Regions from separate parts of the Homo sapiens genome. Here region 1 is linked to region 2. Evidence: read pairs that join two places in POLR2A ChIA-PET (ENCODE). Cell type or tissue: A673. All regions are shown on one strand.

The links. ChIA-PET counts read pairs that join two places held together with the same protein. Peaks named below come from ENCODE experiments on the same cell type or tissue, not always from the same donor. Only the 100,000 strongest peaks of a DNase experiment are listed, where the experiment ranks them.
Region 1: POLR2A ChIA-PET joins it to region 2 with 5 read pairs; 3 of 35 experiments call an interaction of 5 or more read pairs at or near these places.

The regions. Positions count from the first base shown.
Region 1 is chr9:15,951,993-15,956,992 of GRCh38, reverse strand. The region is part of intron 25 of CCDC171 (coiled-coil domain containing 171); the gene reads right to left. Among named protein-coding and RNA genes, the nearest start is that of LINC03041, 320 kb to the left of the region's middle. In A673, no CTCF peak of the experiment used is centred here; no DNase peak of the experiment used is centred here.
Region 2 is chr9:15,884,226-15,889,225 of GRCh38, reverse strand. All of the region lies in intron 24 of CCDC171 (coiled-coil domain containing 171), which reads right to left. Among named protein-coding and RNA genes, the nearest start is that of CCDC171, 330 kb to the right of the region's middle. In A673, no CTCF peak of the experiment used is centred here; no DNase peak of the experiment used is centred here; H3K4me3 peaks cover 4,053 bases; H3K27ac peaks cover 2,170 bases.

The DNA of each region.
Region 1 (5,000 bases), 68 kb before region 2:
CTTTCGGCCCTACTGAGAGAAAAGATTTGATTTTTAGACTACCAAAACTTAATATTAACAACCAATTTATAGTTAATTTTTCCATTACATCATTAATAATAGTATTGTATAAAGACTACCTGGCATTAAAAAAGGGGCATCTGACAAGTAAAAGCGGAAAGGTCGACGCACATTCAAAAGTATGGAATTCAGCCTCTACTCATAAACATGCACTTATGGACAAACTCAACAATAATTATTCTGTAAATTTTTGTCATGTTACTGAGGCTTTCAGATGAAATACATTGTACTTGAATATATGTTTGGCTAAGAAATAAAATTTTAATCCTTTTTTGAAAAATGATCTAAGTATTTTGCACATTTTTTCTCACCTCCCAATATGTTCACTTCTAAGCATATAATCAGTTTTCATTTATTTGCACTCTGAAAATTTGAGTTATTTTAAAAATCAATGTTATATAAAGAAAAGGAAAAGTAATATAAACTACGCTGCCTTCGGAAACCTACATTTGTAAAGCTGTGTGATAAAGAGGCCACACACAAAACCTTAAAGATAGGGCTCTTTGTTACTGACATCCAAATGCAGATCCTTATAGTTACTAAGACAGAATTATGATTTCAATTCCAAGTATCCTATCAGTAATCAAAGCTGAAAAACTAATCACAAGATGGGGAATCCTAGCCTCCATCATCATGAACTAATCCCAGCAGATATTTCCCACTATTTCACACCAGGCAAAGCACAGTTAGACCATAACTTGCCATTCTGTGAATGTGAGAAGATGCTCCAAGCTTTCAAAGACAGGTCTCCAAGTAGCAGTGCTTTCGTGACATGCCTTCAAATCGCAGAAAATCTTTCTTTACATAAAGGCAAATTTGTTATATTGAACACTGCTCACTTCTTACCAGAAGTTCAAGGAAGGGAGAGATCTTGAATGAATTACTAAGTAATTAGGAAATTGCCCTGCATCAATTTTATTCATTAAGTCCAGCCACATTTTTCATCTAAATCTATCTAGAATCGAATCCTTTTCTATCTCCACTGTTACTGTCCTCACACAGATAATTCTCAATTCTTACTTGTACTGCTTTAATGTTCCTTATTATAATTTGTTATAAGTATACACACACACACATACACACACGTCTGTTTCCTCACTAAAGCTATAAGTCCCTGATAGAAAGCACCTTATCACATCTTATTAAAAATGTAATATAATATAGTGCAGCAAGGATTTGAGAGGATTCTGGAAAGATGGCAGAGTAGTAAGCACCAGGAACCAGCTAGACAACAATTGCACTGGCAGAATCTGTCTGATGAAAGCATTTTGGAATTCTGGAGTCTATTGAAGGCTTGCAACTTCCAGGGGAAGGCTTGGACAGTAAATTATGATTAATTTCAGTCAATTTTAGCTCTTAGCACAGCAGCAGCTATCCATCTCCCACTTCCAGCCCCATGACAGACACATGTGCAAATGTTCTTGGAACAGCTTGCACATAACTTGCAGGAGCCAGGGTAGGCAAAAAGAACCTTGTTCTCCAAATATCAGGATCTGTGCTCTGATTGTCGCTTCTTATCACAGAGGTACCAAAAGGCAGGTGACCATTATTGTTGCACCTCCCCACATTGCAACTCCCCCTCAGCTGAAGTGACATCCAGGGAATTTAAAGGGCCAGCATCCTTTCTTCCCTCCTCTTCATCTTTCTCTTTTCCCCCCTTTGGGACCAGACATTAAGAACTAAGATTTAAAAGCAACTACATATGTGAGGAAAATTAGAAAGTGACCACACAAGCCCAGGGAAAGGTGCAGATCCAGAAAAGACCTGAGAAGACCGTAAGTTTACATCTCAGGCTGATCCTTGACACACAGATAGCTACAGCAATTTTTTAAAAAATCAGAAAACCCTAGGGAAGGGAGAAAATCTGATTTCCAGAGTTACTATATTATTCTATTCAAATGTTCAGTTTTCAACAACAGCAAAAAAAATCACAAAGCATACAGAGAAACAGGAAACTATGGCTCATTCAAAGGAAAATAATAAATCAATAGAAAACTATCCCTGAAGAAGATTTGATGGCAGGTCTCTGAGACAAAGACATTACAACAACTGTCTTACAGATGCTCAGAGAACTAAAGAAAGATGTGAAGAAAATCAAGAAAACAATGTCTGAACAAAATGGAAATATCAATAAAGAGATAGAAAGCCTAGAAAGAAACAAACAACAACAAAAAAAGAAATTCTGGAGCTGAAAATTAAAATGACTGAAATGAAAAATTCACTACAGTGATTCAAAAGCAAATATGAGCAGGCAAAAAAAAAATCAACAAGCATGAAAACAGGACCACAGAAATTACTGAGGCTGAGATACAGAAAGAAAAATGATCGAAGAAAAGTGAACAGAGTCTAAGGGACCTGTGGGATAACAATAAGCAGAGCAACATATGCACTGTGGAGATCTAGAATGAAAAGAATGTACTTAAACATCAATAACAGAAGTAAAACTGTAAAGTTCACAAAATTGTGGAATTTAAACAACACACTCTTAAATAACCAATGGTCCAAAGAAGAAATCATGAGGAAAACTGGAAAATACTTAGAAATGAATGAAAATGAAAACACAACATATCAAAACTTATGAGATGCAGTGGAAGCAGTGCTAAGGGGGAAATTTATAGCTATAAATGCTTACATTAAGAAACAAGAAAGATCTCAAATCGACAACCTAACTTTACTACTTAAGAAACTAGAAAATAAAAAGCTAAACTGAAAGCTAGCAGAAGGAAGGGGGAAAAAAGATTAGAGAAGAGATAAACAAAATAAAGACTAAAAAAAAAAAAAGAAAGTAAGTAGAGGAAATCAATGAAACCAAAAGTTGGTTCTTTGAAAAGACCAACAAAATTGACAAACTTTTAGCTAGATAGGCAAGAAAAAAAGAAACTCAAATTACTAATATCAAAAGAGAAAGTGGGGATATTAGTACCAGTTCCACAGGGGGAAAAAAGGGATTGTAAGAGTACTATGAACAATTGTACCGACAAATTGAATGCCCTCGATGAAACAGACAATTCCCTAGAAACATAAAACCTACCAGGACTAACTAACAAATTAGTTAAAAAAAAGGAAAAGATCTATAACTAGTAAACAGATTGACTCAGTAATCAAAAACCTTTCAACAAGAGAAGCCTAGGACCAAATGGCTTCACTGATAAATTCTACCAAACATTTAAAGAAGAATTAACATTAGTCCTCCTCAAACTCTTCCAAAAAAATTGAAAAGGGAACACTTCCAAATAAATTTTATGAGGCCAGCATTATCCTGTTACTAAAGCCAGACAAATGTATCACAAGAAAAGAAAACTATAGGTCAATATCCCCAGTGAATATAGACCCAAAAATCCTCAACAAAATACAAGCAACTGAATTCAACAGCACAATAAAATGACCAAACACCATAACTAAGTGGGTTTACCCCAGGATGCAAGGAGAGCTCAACATACAAAAGCCAATTTATGTGATACACCACAGTAACAGAATGAAGGCTAAAAATCACATGATCATCTCGATACACGCATACAAGCATTTGATTAAATTTAATACTGCTTCCTAATTTAAAACTCTCAACAAACTAGGAATAGAAGGAAATCACCCTAACACAATAAAGGTCATATATATGAAAGGCCCGGAGCATATATCTTACTCAATGGTGAAAGAATGAAAGCTTTCTCTTTATGATCAGGAACAAGGCAAACCTGACTCCTTTCACCACTTGCATTCAACATAGTACTGGAAGGCCTAGCAAAGGAAATTAGGCAAGAAAAAGAAAAGGCACTCAGATTGGAAAAGAAGAAGTGAAATTATCTTTCTTTGCAGATGATATGCTCTTACATGTAGAAAACCCTAAAGATTCCACACAAAATACTGTAAGAAATAATAAATGAATTCAGCAAAGTAGGAGGCCACAAAGTCAACACAAAAAAATCAGTTACATTTCCATACCCTAACAATAAATGATATGAAAAGCAAATTACAAAAACAATTCCATTTAAATAGCATCAAAAAGAATAAAATACCTAGGCATTAAATTAACCAAGGAGGTGGAAACATTTGTATAATGGATACTACAAAACATTGCTGAAAGACATTAAAAACATGAAGAAATGGAAACATATCTCATGTTAATGGATTAGAAGACTTAATATTCTTAAGATGTCAATACCACTCAAGGCAATCTACAGAGTCGATGCACTCCCTATCAAAATCCCAATGAAATTCTTTGCAGAAATAGCAAAATCTGGCCGCGCGCGGTGGCTCATGCCTGTAATCCCAGCACTTTGAGAGGCCAAGGCAGGTGGATCACCTGAGGTTGGGAGTTCAAGACCAGCCTGACCAACATGGAGAAACCCCGTCTCTACTAAAAGTACAAAATTAGCCGGGCTTGGTGGTGCATGCCTGTAGTCCCACCTACTTGGGAGGCTGAGGCAGGAGAATCACTTGAACCCAGCAGACCGAGGTTGCAGTGAGCTGAGATCACGCCATTGTACTCCAGCCTGGGAAACACAGCGAGACTCTGTCTCTAAAAAAACAAAGCAAAATCCATCTTAAAACTCATATATAATCTCAAGGGACTGGAAATACCCAAAACAAGATTGAAAAAAGGAGAACAAAGTTGGAGGACTCATTCATCCTGATTTCAAAACTTACTACTAAGCTACAGTATTCAAAACAGTGTGTACTGGCATAAAGACAGATATAGAGACCAATAGAACAGAATAGAGAGCTCAGAAGTAAAGCATCAGATAATGGTCAAATGAGTTTTGACAAGGATGTCAACACCATTTAATGGGGAAAAAATACGTCTTTTCAACAAACAGTGCTAGGAGAACTGCATGTCCACATGCAAAAGAATGAAGTTGAAGAAGTTCACTGAAGAAAGAATGAAGAACACTATGTACACAAATTAAATCAAAATGGATCAAGGACCTAATGTAAGACCAAAA
Region 2 (5,000 bases):
ACTTTGGGAGGCCGAGGCAGGTGGATCATTTGACGTTAGAAGTTCGAGACCACCCTGGCCAACACAGTAAAACTCTGTCTCCATAAAAAAAATACAAAAATTAGCCAGGTGTGGTGGCACACACCTGTGGTCCCAGTTATTGTGGAGGCTGAGGCAGGAGAGTCGCTTAAACCTGGGAGGTGGAGGTTGCAGTGAGCTGAGATCGCACTGCTGCACTCCAGTCTGGATGACAGAAGTAAGACCCTGTCTCAAAAAAAAAAAAAAAAAAAAAAAAAAGAAAAGAAAAATGAGGCATATACCATATATTAAATAACACTCTCATCAAGCTCATCAAGATCTGGAATAGCACCCTTTAATCAAAAACATATTTCTCAGGTTTTGCCACAAAATTAGGGCAGGTCAGGTTTTGCCTTCAAGTTACCAGTTTCAGAGCATTCTGGAGTGTGGAATTTCAGATGTGGGATTTGGGTCTGAATGATGAAAAATAACTCCTGTGTTATAACAAAATTATATCATTCGGAGTTGTTGCAATATATGCTTAAGTCTATAGGGTCATATTTTACTAGAGCATACACAAATCCATATAATAAGCGAAACAATTCTACTAAATTGTTTAACAATTCATTGTGTAAATTTCTGGTATGATATTCTGCTAGTTTCAGAGGAGCTACAAGTCAACATATACCCCTGGAATTTGAAATCTTTCCAAAATTAAATGGTGTAAATAAAGGTGACGAAATGTTTCAAAATATGGAAACAGTAGAAATGTTTGCATTACTTTATGTAATTATTTAAATAGTAGTGTATGGCATGAATTTACCACCTGGGTCTTGGAATGGCTATATACTTAACTGGAATGAAACACTAAAGTTGTTGAACATTTTATTTTTTTGAAGGCACATGTTTAACAGGTCATCAATCAAAAGATATATGTATGGCTTCCAATTATTCTTCTAATTATTGCAACCAAAAAAAATTAAGTCAGGATGTGAAAATCACATCAAGTTTTAAAAGTTAAGTAGTACTCCTTTAAAAATGTGTTACCTTCTCTTATTTTTTTAAGTCCATACTAATAATCAGCAAGAAAAGAAACATGTTGTTCAGAGCAAATATCTCCATAGAGGTAAGTGTTTCTACCTGGAAAAGAGTCTGGGATAAAACAAGCGGCCAGTCACGCTGCACAGTCTCCTAGGGTCACCTTATGGAGACTTCATTTAGGAGCTGAGGGAATATGCTTCCAGGGCCTCTTGAGGGCCCTCTCTCATACTCAGCTCAGCCTGACCACTGGGGCTCAAAGAACTAGGAAAGATGGAGAACAGAGGAGGAGGATATAGAAAGCAGGTTGTAAGAGTTGGCCCAGACTTGTTTACATGCAATTCCTGTTTTCTAAAATTGAAGGAAGGATTTGATTGGCTAGTATTGGCAAGTCTTTTGAGTTTTTTTTTAAAGGGTACTTTGTTAAGAAAAATAATAATACTATTTCTAAATGAAATTATTATGAGAATTTATTTAATTTTTCATTTTTATTTTTCCTTTGAAAATAAATGAATTAAGCAACAATCTTTTATTTCAGATAAAGAGTTGATTTGGGTTTTGGCTTAGTGTCTACAAACGTGTAGAAATTTGAGTGCGTTCTCTCAACAGGACCTCCAAACTACTTCTGGCCTGGAGCTGTACAACTCATGAATTGCTGTTCACTCAAACAAATACCTTAAAATTTTATATGCCACAGTTTACCTTTTAATGTTTTCTTCAGTGAGTTACTTCTTAAGTTAGTCTTCCCTCAAAAACTTATGCCTCCTTTTAGTCAGCACTATGAGACTTTTGGTGGGAAAAGGGGGAAAAAAACCTACTACTGTTACTAGAAGGCTCCAAAACTGAAAAGTACTTTCTAAACCATTTCTAAAATTACTCTACATTTCACTGGTTACTTAATATACAGTACTATGCAAACTCAAATGAAATATTTTTTTGACAAATAAAGTTTGTATATATTTAAGGGATATAATGTGATTATTTAATATATATATACTTTGTGAAATTATTACCACAATCAAGCTAATTAACATATCTATCACCTCACAGAGTTACCCTCTTTTGTGTATGTGGTGAGAATACTGAAGATCTACTCTCTTAGCAAATTTCAAGTACACAATGCATTATATAGCACTGTACCATGATCTCCAGAGATTATTCATCTTATGACCAAAAGTTTTTACCCTTTGACCAATTATCTCCTCATTCCCCCAACCACCCCCAACCACCTTCTACTCTGTTTCTGTGAGTAAGATTTTTAAAAATTCTACGTATAAATGGAATCATGCAGTATTTTTCTTTCTGCGTCTGGCTTATTTCGCTTAGCATAATGTCCTCCATGTTCATATATGTTGTTGCACATTGCAGGATTTCCTTTATTTTTTAAAGCTGAATTTTCCTCTGGGTGTGTGTGTGTGTGTGTGTGTGTGTGTGTATAAACATTTCCTCTGTCCATTCATTCATCAGAGGACACTTAGGTTGTTTCTATATCTTGGCTATTGTGAATAATGCTACAATGAACATGGAAGTGTAGACATGTCTTCAAGACAACGGTTTCATTTCCTTTTGATGTATACCCAGAAGTAGGATTGCTGGATCATATGGTAGTTCTATTTTTATTTTTTGAGGAAATTCCATACTGTTTTCCATAATAGCTATACCAATTTACATTTCCACCAATAGTGCACAAAGGTTCGCTTTTCTCTACATCCTTGCCAACACTTGTTGTCTTTTGACTTTCTGGTAATAGCCATCCTAACAGTTGTGATGTGATATCTCATTGTGGTTTTGATTTTCATTTCCCTAATGGTTAGCGGTGTTGAACACCTTTTTACTTATTGGCCACTTGCATGTGTTCTTTGGAAAAATGTCTTTTTAGGTCCTTTGCCCATTTTTTAAAAAAGTTATTGTGTTGTATGAGTTCCTTATATATTTTGGATATTAAACTCCTTACTGGATATACAGTTTATAAATAGTTTTTCCTATTCCACAAGTTGCCTTTCCATTTTGTTGTTTCCTTTGTTTTATGGCATTAGGTCTTTCTAACATTGTGTACTCCATTTTGAGTTGATTATTGTGCATGTTGTAAGACCAAGGTCCAATTTCATTCTTTTGCATGTGGATATCCTAAATAAAATATTTTTAAAACTGTGATTTTGATAATTCCAAGTTTAAATAAGAGGGAAAAGAATTAGGATCTCTGTTGGAATAACTTTTAGTTCTCTTCTTCAATTCAAATACATGTATATAATGAAAACATATATTTGAGTATTTGAGAGTAATAACAGTCTGTTTAACAAATGTAAGGCATCTGTGGAATTATTACAAGAAATTATCATTGTACTTAGCTTTAGACTGATTTACTGCATCTTCCTTAATCCTTAAGTTGCATATTCATTGCTGTATTTTCTTCTAACTGCTGTCACTTAAGTTGTCATGCAGAATAGGGCAAATCGGGGTCAGTTTATATAAGCGGCATCAATTTGAAGAACTTCATCAGTCTTCATTTCAAGGCATTATGCAAAGAAAACTGACATTAAGAGAGCCTTAACTGACAGCAAATGAAATCAATCAGCAAATCACTAAGCCATAATAAACTCACTCATTTGTAGATAACCCTTCCTTTTCCAGGTCTTCACCTAGGCAGTCCATCAAACACTGTTTTTTGTCCAAGTAGCTAAAATGAATAGCAATTCTGGTTATAGCACTTGAAAGTTCAACTGCTCACAGGCTTCGTTCTCTCAATAATAAGTATTAAAAGATATAATAGTTCTAGTTATATTTAAAAAGTGGCCTTAAAATGAACAAAAAGATAAAGCATCAAGTTTAGAATTTAGTTTTTGCCTCTTAACATTAATGACAAAGAAATTATGTTCACATCATGTCAGCAGCTTTTCTACTTAGGGCCACCTAGAACTCAGAGTTGTAACAAAAAACAAAATTCTGTACTGTACTTTGATACGTTTTGTCATTTTTGTTTTTTACTAATTGCATCTCAAACATTTCACATAAAAGCAAATACTGTCACCACTTGAGTTGGAATTTGAAATCATCCCAAAATTAAATGATGAAAAGGTGACAAAATGTTTCAAAATATGGAAACAGTAGTAATGTTTGCATTACTTTATATGATTATTTAAATAGTAGTATATGGCATGAATTTACCACCTGGGTCTTGGCAATGGCTGTATACTTAACTGGAAGGAAACACTAAAGTTGTTGAACATATTATTTTTTTGAAGGCACATGTTGAACAGGTCATCAATCAAAAACCTCCAAAAGTCAAAACACTAAAACCTTTCTCAATATAGTTGGGTCACCGTTCCTGACCTTAGGCCTTTTATAGTTCAGTCCAACTTAGCTTTTACTAATATAGCATTTTTTAATGTGAAAATCACCTTCACATGCACATTATCTCATCTGATCTCCCTACAGTCCTGTGAGCAAAAGCAAGACTGGCGTCACTGTCACCTTTTACAGATGAGGGAACAGTGGCTCTGTGCTGTTGAGTGACTTACCGAGGTGGTTAAATTACAGGGCCAGAACTTCAATCCAGGCATTCTGACTCTCCACACAAGCTTTTTCTAATACTACCTTGCTGACTCCTTCCCCAGAAAATGAAATTATTTCAACTTTTCCAAATACTATGCTGTTAAGAAAATAATTCCCATTCTAATCAACATAACTCAATGACATACAGTAAATTGCACAGACTTATGGTTGCCAATTTCCATATAATCTGATTTACTTTCTTGTCTTTTAAAGGGGTAAAAATATTAACCTGAAATTGAAAACTAAGCAATCTATATATACCTGACCAAGGGATGTTTATATGGCAAATATTTAAAGAAAAATTATTTCAAAAACATTTATTAGTGCGATTTAATTTTCTAAGTTCTTTCATACATGTTATAGGATCCTCATAATCACCCAAAGATGCACCAGACCAGGTAATATCACCTCCA